Regions from separate parts of the Homo sapiens genome. Here regions 2 and 3 are each linked to region 1. Evidence: chromatin contacts called from ENCODE Hi-C or POLR2A ChIA-PET data. All regions are on one chromosome and are shown on one strand. The core of a region is the stretch at or near the end of the contact, and the rest is flanking DNA. Distances in the headings are between cores, read along the strand shown.

The links. A loop is a pair of places that touch in the nucleus more often than their neighbours do. ChIA-PET counts read pairs that join two places held with the same protein, here RNA polymerase II (POLR2A). Pooled maps may share reads with other maps.
Region 2: a loop to region 1 is called in a pooled map, with 3 times the contacts of the local background. The contact joins the enhancer-like site here to the promoter of IRF2BPL in region 1. A Hi-C loop is called at or near these places in 3 of 50 pooled maps. POLR2A ChIA-PET finds 5 or more read pairs at or near these places in 2 of 52 experiments (PC-9 and activated naive CD4-positive, alpha-beta T cell).
Region 3: a loop to region 1 is called in a pooled map, with 2.5 times the contacts of the local background. The contact joins the promoter of ZC2HC1C here to the promoter of IRF2BPL in region 1. A Hi-C loop is called at or near these places in 5 of 50 pooled maps. POLR2A ChIA-PET finds 5 or more read pairs at or near these places in 2 of 52 experiments (AG04450 and Panc1).

What each region holds. Positions count from the first base shown.
Region 1 is chr14:77,027,458-77,031,219 of GRCh38, forward strand. It overlaps IRF2BPL (interferon regulatory factor 2 binding protein like), which reads right to left and starts at 1,251. Exons shown (of 1, transcript NM_024496.4): 1 at 1-1,251. The coding sequence starts at 335. It overlaps LOC107984638 (a long non-coding RNA gene), which reads left to right and starts at 11. Exons shown (of 4, transcript NR_190002.1): 1 at 11-354; 2 at 1,831-2,023; 3 at 2,204-2,279; 4 at 2,370-3,762. RefSeq lists silencers at 381-880, 1,001-1,210, 1,411-1,540 and an enhancer at 2,304-2,824.
Region 2 is chr14:75,257,733-75,261,051 of GRCh38, forward strand. No RefSeq gene overlaps it. Among named protein-coding and RNA genes, the nearest start is that of FOS, 19 kb to the right of the region's middle. RefSeq lists enhancers at 1-2,563, 411-1,389, 1,570-1,829. Within about 2 kb of position 1,344, at least 37 of the 41 ENCODE cell types and tissues checked have a DNase peak (open chromatin) inside an H3K27ac peak, as active enhancers do; they include PC-9, where a contact is called at or near this core.
Region 3 is chr14:75,067,633-75,071,229 of GRCh38, forward strand. It overlaps ZC2HC1C (zinc finger C2HC-type containing 1C), which reads left to right and starts at 2,009. Exons shown (of 3, transcript NM_024643.4): 1 at 2,009-2,117; 2 at 2,923-3,597. The coding sequence starts at 2,942. It also overlaps a transcript of ACYP1 not described here. RefSeq lists enhancers at 1,652-2,203, 2,204-2,755 and a silencer at 1,908-2,027.

The DNA.
Region 1 (3,762 bases), core at 1-2,500:
TGCTGCTGCTGCTGTTGCTGTTGCTGTTGCGCGGCGGCGGCGGCGGCCGCCGCTGCTGCCGCCGCCGCCGCCGCTTCCTTAGCCGACAGGGCCACTGTCTTGACCCCGACGGGCGGCGGCGGCCCGGGGGAGCGGCCGTCCTGGAAGCAGCCGTGCGCCCGCTTCAGCTGGCGCGCTGTCTCGATCACGAATTCGATGCGATCAGCGCCCTCGTAGTTGACGCAACCGCGGCATACGGGTTCCGAGAAGTCCCAGATCATGGCCCAGGGCATGCGGGGCAGGTCGCACAGGTAGCAAGATTGTCTCCGGGACGAGGACACCTGCGCCGCCGACATGATGCCTGCCCTGGGGAAGGTAGGCCCCCGCCCGGGCTGTCTCCGCGGCGCCTTCTCCTCCGGGAGGACTGGCCGGCTGGGGAGGGAGTCCGACTGCGGGGGAGGGAGGAGGGGGGGCGAGAAAGTTCTGCCCCAGGGGCTGGAGGGAACGCGAGTCTCCACCGCCGGCGCAGCGCCTCGCCGTGGGGGCTCCACCGCCCGGGCAGCGGACGGGTTCAGCCCTCTCTTCGCCCCCACCTCCTACTGCGGTTGACTCGTCGCGAGGGGAGCTCAGGCGCCTTCTTCCTGGTGCTGCAGACTTGGGCTGGAAGCTCCCGGCCCGAGGGGAGGGGGCGAGGGTGCCCGGTGGTGGCCGCCGTTGCCTCTTGGCCCCCTCCCCGGAGTGGCTGGTGCGTGGAAGCTCGAAAGGGGCTGTCTCTTCCTCTCCCCGGGGACCCCCCTACGAGCTGCGTCCTCTCCCCGACGGGCCCCCTGGGGCGAGGGCCAGAGGGTTCAGTGCCACCCGGTGCCCGGGTCCAATCTTGCTGAAGCCGCTGCTTCCCCGGAGGACCGGGGGAGGGGGTGGCAGCCGAGAAAGGACCTTCTCCCCTCCGCAGCGTCGGCCGTTCTGCTGGCGGCGACTGGGTTTGCACCCCGGAGGGAGCCGCCGCGGCCACTGCTTCCAGGACGCACGAGAGCAGAGGAGAGGAGTGCACGCACGCAGGCTCCCGCCGCCCCCAGGCCTGGCCGGCGCCCGGGCCGCCGCGGCTGGCGGCGCTCACGTTGGCTGCAGGGCGCTCGCGCGGCGCCTCGGCCCGGGTCGCATCCCTTCCCGCTCGTGCTCACGCTCGCCCGGAATGTGGGGTTGTGATTGTTACTCTACGTTCCGGAGGCGCGTCTCGGCGCTCCTGCTCCGGCTGCGGCTCGCGCTGTCCCCGGCTTGGCCGCGCGGGATGCCGCCCGGGCGGAGCGCTGACGTCACCGCCATGCTCTGCACCAGTTCTTCCCCCTCCCCTTTACACTTCCTCTGTGGAGCCCACTTGTTGCTCAGGCAAGGCGCATGCGCGGCAGGACGCCCAGATTCCTCCCAGCCGGCCCCTCCTCCGCGCCTCCGCCCTCCCCTCCCCCCTCGCCGTGTGTGTACAACAGCTGAGGCCCGGCGAGCTAATGCTGGAAGTCCAGAGCTGGGGGTGGAAATTAAACAGACGATGACCTTTCCTTTCCCTGCCGGGCATTCCCAAGTAAAAACGCATTTAAGAACCACTAGCGTCGTTTCCGATCCCTGCTCCCCACCCCACCCCCAAGCCTCGGCAGTGAATTTAAATGTCCTGTTTCAGGATTTTTCGCCGTGAATTTCGTATAAGGTATTAACCATTTCATCTGCGGTTGAACCTTATCCCCCCCGGCATGGATGTTAAATTCATCGCCACCACTGATGCCGAAGCACCTGCAAAATTAGCTGTTTTCCAATCTTCCAGAAATTGTCTTTTCTATTTGTTTTTGTGCCCTGATCTAGGAACCCGGGCTTCAACGATAGAGCTAAATGAATTCAGAGTGCGCTACCCTTCCCCCCAGCCGCACTTTAAAAATTTTGGCTGAACGTCTGAAGAAGATACGAGCACCCCGAGGCCTTTAAGGAAAACAGGCAACTGGCTGCGCACAGCTGCAGTTCAGGGCAGGGAGGGGGAGGGGCCGGAGAGGCCAAACAGGTGAGTGTTTTTTCTAGAGTTTGATTTTTAAAAGGTGGAGGCAGCATTTAATAATACTGATACATTTTTGTAAAGCACAGCCGCAGTTTTCAAAGTTCTTTCTCAGGCGCTGTGATCTCACTCCATGTTGCCCCAGAAGGCGGAACAAGGCCGTGATTTTTTTTTTTTTTTTTTTTTAAGACGGAGTCTTGCTCTGTCGCCCAGGCTGGAGTGCAAAATGGCGCGATCTCGGCTCACTGCAACCTCTGCCTCGCAGGTTCAAGCGATTCTTCCGCCTCAGCCTCCCAAGTAGCTGTGATTACCGGCACCCGCCATCAGGCCCAGCTAATTTTTTGTATTTTTGTAGAGACATGGTTTCACCATGTTAGCCAGCTGGTCTTGAACTCCTGACCTCAGGTGATCCTCCCGCCTCGGCCTTCCAAAGTGCTGGGATTACAAGCATGAACCACCACGCCCGGCCAAGGCCGTGATTTCTTCTGCCTTACAAGATCACTGCTCATCAGTATTGCTTATGGCACGATGGATATGTTGGTCATAGCTCTAGTTGGGGCATTTCTATTGATTATTCTAATTATTGGGTTTGCTTTTTTTTTTTTTTTTATTTCATGAAAACTGAGATAATCCCAGGGAAGGCTGGAGAAGGGAAAGCAATATAATGGGATTTCGGATTCTGAAGTGTGGCCCACCAGATTGAAATTTCCTCTCCATCACTAACTGGCTCTCCACCCTTAAGCTAGTTACCCACAAAATCTCTCTTTTCCATGGAAAAGAGAATGGAATGATAGCTCCCAGGTTGTTAGGGTTGTTTGAGATTTCAACTTCGGTTTTTTGTTTTTTTGAGATAGGATCTTGTTCTGTTGCCCAGGCTGGAGTGCAGTGGCACACTCGCGGCTGGCAGCAGCCTGACCTCCCAGGCTCAAGTAATCCTCCCACCTCAGCCTCCCTAGTAGCTGGGACTACAGGCATGTGCCATTACACCTGGCCAATTTTTTTGTATTTTTGGAAAGGGATGGGGTTTTGCCGTGTTGCCCAGGCTGGTCTCAAACTCCTGGGCCCAAGTGATGCACCCACCTTGGCCTCCCAAAGTGTTGGGATTACAGGCATGAGCCACCTCACCCGGCCTCAATTTGTTTCTTGTCATAAGAAGAGATAACGCTTACTTAGACTTGCCGTGGGACCTTAGTAAACTAGGTGGCTTTACTTGCATCACCCTTAATATTATCTACATTATTAAGGGGATATTATCTATAGTATTTTGTTGTTGTTTTGAGACAGAGTCCACTCTGTCACCCAGGCTGGAGTACAGTGACGCAATCTCAGCTCACTGCAACCTCCACCTCCCAGGTTCAAGCAATTCTCCTGCCTCAGTCTCCCAAGTACCTGGGGATACAGGCGCCCGCCACCACACCCAGCTCATTTTTGTATTTTTAGTAGAGACGGACTTTCACCATGTTGGCCAGGCTGGTCTCGAACTCCTGACCTCAGGTGATCCTCCCGCCTCAGCCTCCCAAAGTGCTGGGATTACAGGCATGACCCACCGTGACCGGCCTATTACAGTATTAAACCCTTAATATTATCTACAGGGTAGATTCTTTTACCTCCATTTTACAAACCAGGAAAGTAAAGAGGCTATATAACTTGCCTACAGCCATTAGTGATGGGGCTGGGATTTGAATCCAGTAAATCTGATTTGAGGTGTCTTTGACAAGCTCAGGCTTGCAGAGGTGGTTTGGGGTGCT
Region 2 (3,319 bases), core at 94-2,593, 1.8 Mb before region 1:
CCCAAATACAAAAGACACCATTTAAATTCAGCCAGGATGGAAGATCATGATATTTGGAGAAAATTCAAAGTCTGGGCCGCTCAGCTGTGCCTTATCATTCAAAAGTTACATTTTGTTCAGGTTGGCTGGCTTCACATGGTCATCTCAACTTTTCACTCCTGTTTCTTTCTTCTTTTTTTTTGAGACAGAGTCTCGCTCTGTCGCCCAGGCTGGAGTGTGCAGTGGCGCGATCTTGACTCACTGCAACCTCCGCCTCCTGGTTTCAAGCGATCCTCCTGCCTCACCCTCCCGAGTAGCTGGGATTACAGGCGCCCGCCACCAAGCCTGGCTAATTTTTATTTTTATTTTTTATTTTTTAATTAGAGAGGAGGTTTCGCCATGTTGCCCAGGCTGGTCTTGAACTCCTGACTTCAGGTGATCCACCTGCCTCAGCTGCCCAAAGTGCTGGGATTATAGGCCTGAGCCACCCTGCCTGGCCCTCTCCTCTGTTTCTTGACCTGGTTTTGTTTACAATTTGTTGCTGCAATCTTCCTATAACTGTTTCCAGAGTTGTGTGACGAAAAGGGAGGCTGGCACGCAGAGAGATTTCTCACACTCTGTTGGCTTGTGCAGTTGAGACAAAATTAAGCAATGTAGAAATTTAAGCTTCAGTTTTTAATGACCTAGGTTTTTCCAGGCCTTCCCATTTTGGAGTATCACAGTACTCAGGGATTTCTGAGTTTTCTCTCCCTTCCAGAGGAACTATTCTTGAATGGGATTATTAAGCACCCCTTCCTCAATTCTTCAACAAAGCTCCGAGGAATGAATGTCTCAAGTTCTGCTGCTTTTAAAGTATAAAAGATAAATTCAAAGTTCCTTATGCTTCTCCTTTCTGGGAGAATTCTGGGTTTTACTCCAACAGTGGGAAAGTTTTCTAAGCTGGTTTTGCTCCTGTCTCATGGGCAAGGCAGTTTGGTCGGTGGCTGTTCTGTGGGCTGCTGTCTGGAGGAGACGGTCGGTGGAGACGGTCGGTCGGGGAGGTCACCCTGACAATTATGGCCAACTGACGGTGGAGGGAGTGGTCTCGGTTTGGCCCTCAGTCTGGAGTCACAGTCTGGATTCACAGGCAGCGCAGAGAGATGTTGGCTCAGGACCTGAGGCTGAGGCGTGCTGGGACAGCCTAGGGGGTGTCCTGGCTTTCCAGGGGCTGGGGAACCCTCTCTGGCCCGGGGGCGGGAGAAGCTGTTCCAGAATCGGTTCTGGCTCCACTGCCACCTCAGCACTTTCTAATTGCAGCTCCAAACAGCCGCAGCTGCAGTCATAGCAACAGGCCCCGCCCACCGGGCTTCGCTCCTGGCGTCCAGCACGTGACGGCGACGCCTGCGTCGCTCCCTCAGCCCCTGGCGCTAAGGGAGGCGGGGAAGTGTGGGGGGATGACGTTTACTCTGTCGTCTCCATGGATATAATGCATAGACGTCAACGTCGCCAGTGTTTGGTGTGTAACGTTCTTCCGTCTCCATGGGAACGTCAGGCGGCCAAACACCGGGCCCCAGCAACAGGCTTCTGATTGGCCCGAGGCTTCCAAAGGCGGAGCTTCGTCTCCCGCGCCCGCTCGACTGTGTTGCTGTTTTGGTTGTTGTCTCCCACTTGTTTATTTCTCTAACAGATCCTGGAGGCTGAGGTCTAGATCGGTCGCCAAGGATGGGATCCAGGAGAAAACGTGCTGAACGTGCAGCTTGCTCCTACCGATTACAGCCCAGCAGATGACATAGTTCCACTGTGCTCTAGTCCATTGTGGGAATTATGGCCCTCATGCCCGGCGTCTGTCACAACCCAATATTTGGTGTTATAACCCCTGCTCCCACCCCCCAGCACATCTCAGAAGTGCCGTTACCCTCTCAGTCACATCCCAGAAACTGTGTTGCCTTCACGGTTACTCTTGTTTATGCTTGAGAGCACTCGGAGGCCTTTCCATATCTAAAGCCTGCATTCAGTGCTACCCCCTGCAGGATTTGGATACATTTCCCCGTCTGGTCCTAATTCTGTTGAATGACATCATTTATCCGTATTCCCACCCAGAGATGGGCAGATTTCTTGTAACCTGAATAGATACCAAAGAATCCCAAAGGACCTGGGTGGGTACTTCTATTTATGGGCTCATTGGATCTTATTCTTTCCTCTCCGCCTGTTTTAATTCAAATCGGGGGGACCATTTGATTTCTCCAATAGAAACAGAAAGAAATTGAAGACAGAGATGAACACAGATCAAGAGCCCAGGTTTCTTGATATCTAATACTAATATACTGATGGAGTTAAACATTCCAAGGTACGAATGTGTCCAGAAACAGTTTTAACCTTACCCTGGGTTTCCATCAGTGAAACCAAGTTAACATCTGGCAAAAGATAGCGATCTAGCCTCAGGGGTTTCAGTCAAGTTGCGCTTAAAAGAATGCCTTAAAATCTGTAGTTATGGTGTCAAATATAATAAATCTTCACCAGCTCATGCACGTACAAGTCTGAAATGTTTCATAAAAGGTTTAGATGACCTGATAACATGTTTCTAAAACCCAGAGAGAAAGAGAGAGACTGATACAAACGTCAAGTTAAAAACAAGAAAGTAAAATTAGTTTCATAGATTGGGGTTGATAAGGGGAATCTCTGTCCTCTATGCTCTAATCTTAGCCCACTACCTCCTTTCCTCTATCTCCTCTGGTGGATATGCTTGCTATCTGTCCTCCCCTCCGACTCTTTGGCTAGCCTTATAGCCTATAATTTCCTTCAGAGATGTAGTGAAATTAAATGAAATTAAGAGCCTGCTTAATGCAAACAGGACCAAAGGGCACAGCTCTTTATCGTAATGAACTTCATTCTGATTAAGTCAGGGACTGCAAGTGCTTACTATTTACCCAGTAAATATATTAAATTGCTAGGCTAGTCTCCCTTCTGTCCTGACACTGCCAGGGAATATTTGAAAGTCGGATATAAGATCCATTTTAGACCATCAAACATCCCTTCTAATTCTATCATCTCTCTTTATGTTTCCAGGAATATAGCATGTCTTGGTCTCTGAGAGCCAATATATCTGGGTTACACTGAAAGAGGAATAACGAGATAATATTTACACTGTACATTGAAGATGACCTGAAAAGCTGGAAGAGGTGACTGAGGGCATTTTCTCAGTGTGGATGAAGAAGAGGGGAGGAAGGTGAAAGATGACAGAATATCTAAGTGCCTAGATTTGATTCTAGCATATGAACCCATTTTATGATTCTGTCCAAGGGCATCAGTTATAACCTCCAAATTTCCATGTCCTTCTCCATCTCCCAGTCTTAGAATTTTT
Region 3 (3,597 bases), core at 759-3,258, 2.0 Mb before region 1:
AGGGGAAAGTTGAGTATATGTTAAAACCAAAGAGACAGAGTTTATGGAGAGGTATAACTTGAAGTTAACAAGATGCAGACAGGGTGCCGTCTCTCACGTCTATAATCTCAGTACTTTGTGAGACTGAGGCGGGAGGATCTCTTTTGACTCCAGGGGTTTGAGACCAGCCTGGGTAACAAAGGGAGACCCTGTCTCTACAGAAAAAAAAAAAAGAAGTAAGCTGGGTGTGGGGGGCACACACCTGTAGTCCCAGCTACTCGGGAGGCTGAGGTGGGAGGATCACTTGAGCTGTGGAAGTTGAGGCTCCAGTGAGCAGTGATTGTGCCACTGCACTTCAGCCTGGGCAACAGAGTGAGGCCCTGTCTCAAAAACAAAGGCCAGGCCCGGTGGCTCATGCTTGTAATCCCAGCACTTTGGGAGGCTGAGACAGGCGGATCACCTGGGGTCAGGAGTTCAAGACCAGCCTGGCCAACATGGTGAAACTCTGTCTCTACTAAAAATACAAAAAATTAGCCAGGTGTAGTGGCAGACGCCTGTAATCTCAGCTACTCGGGAGGCTGAGGCAGGAGAATCACTTGAACCCAGGAGGCAGAGGTGGCAGTGAGCTAAGAGTGCGCCACTGCACTTCAGCCTGGGCAACAAAACAGGGCGAGATTCCGTCTCAAAAAACAAAAAACAAACAACTTTAAAAAACCCCAAAAACCAACAAAACAGAAAACAAAACAAAACAAAAATGCAGGGGTAAAGTGATGGAGTCAATTCCCGGAGGGTACTGAAAAGGACTAATTCAAGAGAACTCAATGGAACTCAATGGAAAGTCGCCCTTCTTTCTCATAGAGGAGAGGGAAGGAGAGAGAGAGAGGAGAGAGGGAGACAGACAGAGACAGAAACAGAGGAGAGAGGGAGAGGAGGAAGAAGAGAGAGAGACAGAGAGAGAGAGAAAGAGAAAAAGAAAGCCGGTAAATTCTGCTGAGGGAAGCTGTGGGAGTTGATAATCGGGACCCTGAGTGGAGTGGGAAACGTCTGGAGCTGCATATACGGAGAGGCGGTAGAGTCAACTAGGGATGAAAACGAGGAATTAAAAAAAAAAAAAAGACTGATCTGGAGGGTCCACCAAGGAATTTCCTTGTAACGGGTAACAGCTGTAATATGACATGTTGAAGTATTAACACTGATGACTGCTGTCTACATTATTTTCCATGTGCATGAATTGAGTAGTTACAGGGAAAAAGCGAACTGCCTGTTCCAAACGGCTTACACAGATGAACTGAAGCGAAGAAGAAAAATGAACTTTCTTTTGATGTCAACAAGATAGAGTATCATTTACTGTTGAAGCCAGGTTATACTGATTATTTTCGATCTGGTAGTTAACTTTATCATCATTACATTTGGCTGAGTCATTCCTGGGCCCTAAGTAGAGACGGCTAGAATTACCACGTGAGTAAAACATTATAATATCAAAATAATTAGATTGGCCACAAAAACTACCACGGAAAGATACTGCGTAGCAAAAACGTTGGCAGCAAGTTCCAAAGCCTTGGCGAGGACAAGCAAGGAGCGCGCGCGTGCAGCCATACCTGGGGCCCGCCCAGCGCAGCCGAGCGCGCGGAGAAAGGCCAGCAGCAGCCCCGCTCCCGCCAGGCGGGCGGACGCCGGCATCCTGCGGCGGAAGCACGCGGAGGCACAGCCAGGGCCTCCGCCCTTTGCCAGACAAGGGCACACCCCAAGGTCTGGGAGCGTCGTTCTCAGAAAAGTACAAGTTCTTCTTTGAAGGAGCTCCAGAAAAGCCTCTCCCGCCCCTCCCCGGCTCCCCAAGGGCAGGGCTGGACCGAGCTGCAGAGTTGGCCGGACACTGACTGGGTCAAGTGACCTTGGGCTGACCGCACCCCCACCCCCGGTCGCCCCGGGTCGCTGGTGCACTGCGCCTGCGCGCGTCTCCCCGAGGAGTTCGCGGCGAGGGGCGGAGCTTGGCGCGCCAGTGCCTCGGTTTCCAGGCACCGGGAATAACAGAAGCCAGCTGAGAGCGCCTGCGCGGCTGTCGGTTGATGGGGAGGTCAGGTCTGGGAAACTAGGCCCTGGGGTTTTCCCTGAGCAGGAGCGGTGCCCGAGGGCCTCAGGTACGCAGAAGGGCGGGGAGACATGGGATCAGCACCTCCACCTCCTAAGGGACCGAAGGGCAGGAGAGCGAGAGGACTTGTCCCCAGAGGTGGAGTCCGAAGTGGGGGCGCCCCAGTTGACCCTTCGGGACAAAACGTGACTTCAGCCTTAAGGATCTAAAACCGGCCGCGGTCAGGTCAGGTGGCCCTCAACGCTCAGGTTACAAAACTTTTACAGTCTGCGCCACGGGGACTCCTGGGATGAGGGTTTGACAGCCAGGCACCTGCTCCAGGCCCTAGCAGCTTTTGTGCTCTTTGGAATCAAGCACGGTTCCAGCAGGAGGGAAGCCCTGAGAGTTCTTTGTGCCAGTCACTACCTCTGGGCCACAGCTTTCTCACCTGTAAAATGGTGAGGCTGGACTCTGCGGGAACCCTTCAGTTTACAGGGGAAGAAACGGGGGCCAGCAAGGGAGAAGTCGCTTGTCCTGTTACAGGCCTAGAACCTGACTTTCTAGTCAGGTGCTCTTTCCACCTACTATAGAGTATACTGTGCGTGGCAGAGGCTGGTGCTGGAGGAAAGGAAAGCTAGGTGGCAGGAACACCTGTAGCACCTTCGTTTTTCTACCCTCAGGGCCTAACACAGTGTCTTGTGCATAATCACTCACCAAATGGTTTTTGAAGGGAAGCTTTGGCAGGTCCAGCAACACTGTCCCCAGAAAAGTTTAAGGGAATGTGGGCAGGGCAAATGTAGAAATAGTTTGCTTTAGCAGCCGAGAGTGAACCTCAGACAAACTCTTCCCGTGTATCTGGTTTAAATCTCCCGTAGGCGTCAGTCCAGGCCCTGAATGGCTGGTCTCCAGCGGTTGGCGTCACATCTGCCTGTGGGCGTTATGCTCCCACATAATACAACGGAAGCTCCAGGGCCCCACTCAGCCAAGCAAGACTCTTACGAACAAGGTGACTCTTCCCAGCAGTCCTTGAAGGGGCACCTGAGGAACAATTTCCAGAAGCAGCTTTTGAGCAACAAAGAGTTGATTCTGGATAAAGTCTATACTCACCCCAAATGGAACACCCAAACAAAAGCCCGGAGCTACTCCTATCCCCACTGTACTGGAATCAGCCAGCAAGATCCAGAAAGTGATTCCCAGGGCCAAGGAAATGGTTTGTTTTACTCGTCAGGCCCTCAATCCTGGTATCCCAAAGCCAATAACCAGGACTTTATCCCCTTTACAAAGAAACGAGTTGGAGTGGACCGGGCGTTCCCATTGAAACCCATGGTCCACAGGAAGTCGTGCAGTACAGGTGAGGCTGGCACTGATGGGGACCATAATGTCTACCCAAGGCCCCCTGAGCCGAGAGAGTTTTCATCTAGGAACTTTGGTGTGAGGAACCAGGGCAACTTTTCTGTGGTTGGTACTGTTCTTGCTGCCACGCAGGCGGAGAAGGCCGTGGCAAACTTTGACAGGACGGAGTGGGTGCAGATCCGAAGACTAGAAGCTGC